Regions from separate parts of the Homo sapiens genome. Here region 2 is linked to region 1. A link is a loop called in an ENCODE intact Hi-C map of the cell type or tissue named here. Cell type or tissue: gastrocnemius medialis. All regions are shown on one strand.

The links. Peaks named below come from ENCODE experiments on the same cell type or tissue, not always from the same donor. Only the 100,000 strongest peaks of a DNase experiment are listed, where the experiment ranks them.
Region 2: it touches region 1 in a loop (3-fold over the local background); 2 of 110 quality-filtered maps call a loop at or near these places.

Annotation. Positions count from the first base shown.
Region 1 is chr2:217,901,397-217,903,896 of GRCh38, reverse strand. The region is part of intron 6 of TNS1 (tensin 1); the gene reads left to right. Among named protein-coding and RNA genes, the nearest start is that of MIR6809, 2.0 kb to the right of the region's middle. In gastrocnemius medialis, no CTCF peak of the experiment used is centred here; DNase peaks (open chromatin) are centred at 1,006, 1,516 and 1,806; H3K4me3 peaks cover 797 bases; H3K27ac peaks cover 2,500 bases.
Region 2 is chr2:217,836,129-217,838,628 of GRCh38, reverse strand. TNS1 (tensin 1) reads left to right here. Exons shown (of 33, transcript NM_001387777.1): 20 at 2,418-2,500. Among named protein-coding and RNA genes, the nearest start is that of SNORA115, 3.6 kb to the right of the region's middle. In gastrocnemius medialis, a CTCF peak has its summit at 1,240; DNase peaks (open chromatin) are centred at 1,328 and 1,958; H3K27ac peaks cover 2,500 bases.

The DNA of each region.
Region 1 (2,500 bases):
CCACCCAAGGCTGGAGGTTCGTGCTCCTTGCCTCATGACGGGGAAGAAGGCAGCAGATAACAGAACCTGGGGTCATAGACCTTGAGCCACCCAGTAGTGTCTGAGTGGTGATCCACTCTTGCCTGCAATGAGGACCAAGGCAAAAAGAGTTGGCTGAATCTGCAGCAGGAAGGATGAGGGTTAGATACCAGGAGGAAATTCCTGACAGTGAGAAAAGTAAGACACTCTGTCTGGGAGGCTGTCGAATTTCCTTTCATGGTGCCCTTTCAGCAAAGGAAGGATTGTGTTTTGGAGGTAAGGATGGGGAGAGTTCTGTTTGGTGTTTAGAGAGTTGGATGAAAAGTTCTGTAATCAACCTGTGTCTTGAGAGGAGCCAGGAAGAAGTTCAAAGCCATTTGGGTAAGGTGATTTGTGATCCCCGGAGAGGAAAAGAATAGGATTACAGGCAGGCAGAGAGCTTATTTTCCTTTTTATAAGGTTTGTAAAGTCCTGTAGTCGTTTTCCCTAGGGGCTCCACGCGGAGTAGGCAGAAGATTATGTGAGCACTGTGCAGTGCCCATTTTACAGATGGACAAATGAGACGGAACCTCTACTCCTCACACTGGGTATGGTGATGAGTATCATGGTCTGTAAAATATAAGCTCTCTGAGGTCAGGGACTTCACTTCCTTTGTCCCCTGGTGTCTAGAACATGGCTGGGCACACAGCTGGTGGCACTCGGTGGATGTTTGCTGAATGAGAGAATGAGCATGAAGATTGGAGGCCCAGGGATGACCGGATGCCTTGTGTTACTCCCACTGTGCTTGTAAAAAGCCTACGTGATGAGGCATGCTTCCAAAGGCACCATCTCTAGCCTCGTGTGAGGTCACCTGTGTTTCTGGAGCAGTAGGGTGTGTTTGCTGACATGCCGTGCCCCTGCCCCAGCCCATTTGTTGTTCTCTGAGTTCTGTCTGTCTGTGTGTACCGACACTCAGACGTGTCACCGTGCATGTCTGCTGTCCGCCAGCAAGGGTCACGTGCCCCCAAACTTTGCAGAAAACAGGAAGCCCCGTCAGTGAGAGGGCAGCCCAGTGATTCATCAGGGGATGACAGTCCCAGCTGTTCGTCCCCCATCCTCTGCACTGGGGTCACTGTCCAGGGTGGCTTCCTCCCCATGCCTCCCCTCCCCTCCCCGCCCGGTGGAGCAGAGCGGGCTTGGACTTTGCCTTATCACCTCTGGAGGCGGCCTGGCCAGACTCTGTTTGGGCCAAGTTTTTATTTATCTTCACTGGCTTTTTTTGGGGTGGGGAGGCTGAGGAATGTGGAGTGTTGTAATGTTTGGAAGAGGGCGGTGGGGAAAGGGGAGCCAGGTCTCCTGTCCTGCTTGTCCTGCTTACCCCTGCACCTTTGCAGGCTCCCGGCCCCCCTTGGTTCCCCAGTTCCCCCTGCCAAGCCCATATCAATATGGCCCATTGTCTTTCTCCAGCTCCCTGGGTCTGGTCCCATGCTCCTGGCCACACCTCACGTCTTGGCTACCGTTGTGGCTTCCAGTTGTTCAAAGCAGCTGTGGTGGCTTCCTCCAAAAGTGGCTACGGATCAGCAACAGATGAAACTCAAGGGGCTATTTATAGCAGGGTGGCCCTGGGGCCTGGAGCAGGGCCTAGGGCCTGGGGAGATTCAGGGACTCCTCATTAGGGACCAGTGAAATGGAGATGGGTGAACTGTTGGGTTTCTGTGTTCCTCTGAGGGGGCAGTTTTGGAACAGCCTGGTTTGGGTCTTGAAAACCAAACACAGTCACTCGTTGACTCCCAGCTCCACCCCTGTCTAATCCCCCCACCCCCAAGCTTGACTCATGCAAACTGGAGTCCTCAGGGCCAGAAGAGCTGTGAGACTTAGAAACTTCCCCCCAGTAGCCCCACTTGGCTCTTCCCTCCTTCACTGCTGAGGAGCTGCTCATTGGTCCGAGGCAGCTGGGACTCTGGGCAGAGCCTTCTTCCGGACAGCTGGATGGAGGGTCCCCCTCTTAGCAGAGCTGCTCTAACTTGGGGCTCAGCTGGGAGCTGGACCTCGGAACCCACCTATCCTGCCTCGTAGGCACTGCGGAGCCAGGAGAGGGGTGCAGGGGCTCCTCTTCTTGGAGACCCCGTGGTCAAGCCCCAGGTTGGAGTGTGAATCCTGCCTGGCCGTCAACTTCCCAGGGACTTGAGGGTAAGTTATTCTGTGCCTCAGTTTCTTCCTTTCTTGGCAGATTGTGGTCCTGTCTCTTTAAAGAAGAGGCTGCAACTTGGCGGTAGGAAAAGACCATTTTCTGAGAGGCACATGGGTGTTTGGAAGGTGTCAATGGGCTCAGGAGGTCTGAGAATCTAGAAACTGGCCTTCCCAATTCTGCATCCTGTGAGGTGACTGGAAGGATGGGTAGAGGCGATGCAGGGTGTTGGTTTTCTATAGAGGTGAATGTTTGGTTGTAACTACCCTTTTCATTTTTCTTGATACAAAAGTAACAACAAAAACAACAGCTGTC
Region 2 (2,500 bases), 65 kb after region 1:
TGGGGCCATTGGTGCTCTGCAGGGGAGGGGCTGGCCCCGTGGGAGTGGAATGCAGGGTCTTACCCTTCCGCAGAGGGAGGCACTGCCCTGCAGCTCCTTAGCTCTTTGGAGGTCATTCCCTCCATTTCCCTGCCTCTGGTCAGAACATGCTCCCACGTGCCATTCTGGTGGTGATGGAGAGAGGATTGGGAAGGTGCAGCTCACCCTCAGATGGCTGACTGCCTCATGCCAGGATCTCACATTCTCTACGGATGTCAGGTGCCCCCTGCACCCCAAGCTGCTGCAGGCATCTGTGGCCCCTGAACATGGAGAAAGCTTTGGGAAGGTTGGGCAGAATGTTCTTTGTTTGTCCAGGAGATTCGGTGCCTCAAATGCAAACAGATCTATTTTTTAATGGCAAACGTCAGATCCCCAAGCAGGGAAACTGGCCACCCCTTGAAAAGGCAGAGGGATCTGCCAGAAAGAGCTGCTGGGGGCAGAGGAGCCCGGAACTGAGACCAGCCCTAATGCATTTATTTTAACCTTGGGGCTGAACTGAGTTCCAAACCCCAAGAGCGTCTCCCAAATGGGCTTCTTCTGTCACAATTATTGTTAGAAAATCAATGGCTATGTCTGTTTCTCTCTAATGTTTTTGCCAGGAATGAAATCAGTGGCAGTGTTGGTCCAAGCTGCCCAGGAGACCTGAGTGGGATGGGGGCTCCGGGGAGCTAAGGCCTGGGAGCCTGGGGTTGCTGCAGGGTTGCAGCAAGCTGCCCACCCTTCCCAAAACCACGCCCTTCTTTCCTTCAGGTAGATGCTCCTGGCAGCCCCTGGCTGGGTCTAATGGGACTCCTATTTTTCTGTTCTGCGAATAAGGGCTCTTCAAGGTGTGGGGCTTGTTTGCTTTAAGTGGAACAGTTTGTAAGTGGCAGAGTGAGGTCAGAGTCTAGTTTACTGTCCCCATCCTGGGCGCTATTTTCTTAGCTGAGATGGCAGCAGGGCTGCCCCTGATTAATAAAAAGCCCAAAGCGGAGACTCAGGGCACCACTCGGTACCTTCTGCATTTAATGTGCAAATGCCAGTCCTGCTGCTCTCCTGATGCGCCCCCCACCCCCGATTATGGGAGCCCCTGATTATGGGAGAGTATGAGGGCGTGTCTCAGAGTGGCTGTGCCTATGTGAGTGTAAGTGTGTGTCTGCCCGTAGGCTTGGCAGCCGGCAGCCTGCTGTTCATGACAAGTAGGAAGGCTTCCCAGGTGGCGCTGTTTATGGCAGCCTTTGTGGCTGTGCCAGACTGGGGGTGCTGGGGGGCGTGGCTGGGGACATGCAGTCCTCACTGTGGATGGCAGAAGATGTTTCTGTCTGAATGAGGGTGATTTCTGCTTGGCTGTACTGGCACATTCCTAGGGGCTGGCAGTGTGTGTGCAGTGTGTGTGCACACACGCTGACCCATGTGACCTGAGGCCTTTGTTAAGTCCTAGTGGTGGTGAAAGCAGGGCGGGGAATCTCTTCCCAGAAGAGAGTCAAGACCAGAAGCCCACGCTTCAGGCTGGGTCTTGGCCTCTGGGACCCAGGAAGTGAGTTTTCTAGGATTCTGGGAGCCAGCTCAATGAGGCAATGGATTCCGTGCCTCAGCCCAGCTGTGGGAAGAGGGAGTGGGAAGGAAGGAGGGTGAGATTAACAGCATCCCCAGGCCTGTGGAATGGGATTGGGATGGGAAGTACAGAAAAGCAGATGGAGCACACGACTTCTCTCTGTCTGCTCTTCAGCTGGGAGGGACATGGTGGGATCCGCCGCTATCTTTGGGGCAGGGAAAAGGGGGCGGGGAGCTAAGAGGCCAGTATAAGGGGAGTTGGTAAGAGGTTCAGCGGTACACCGGATGAAGTTGGGGAACCCCAGAGAAAGCCAAAAATATCCCAGAGGCCAACTGGGGCTGGGGACTTCGTAACAAGGCTTAGTCATGTCTTTGTTTCTCCTTGGGAGCACCATTTGCAAGATGATGCAATTTAGCCCTTTCCAAGAGTTCTTCCCCACAGGCTTGATGTTGCTGGTTGGTTGATGCAGTTGCCTTGGAGACTGTCTTTTCCCTCCACCTCCCCTCCCTTGTCTGGAAGCTCTGGCCCTCCGCCTCCAGGGGTTGGAAGTAGTTGACATCTGTTTCTTGTATCAGTCCTTTGTGTTCTTGGTCTCAGCTCTGTGTGGAGAGATTCCTGGTGAAGTCTGAGCCAATCTAAGCAGATCCCCTCTCCTGCAGAGAAAACCTGGGGTGTGAACAGAGTTGGACCCAGGAGGGCTGAGGGGAAGACAATGGGGGATGACAGGCGAGCCCCAGCATGGCCTCTGAGCTAGGAGGCACTGCCTTCTCTGATGGGATTAGGCCGATTGATCATTTCTTACACAAAAATGCTCATTGTCCTCTACACCCTGCTTTCCTCCCAGGGGTACAGGCTCGGGAGAAGCAGCCTGCAGAGCCCCCAGCCCCTCTGCGGAGGCGGGCGGCCAGTGATGGACAGTATGAGAAC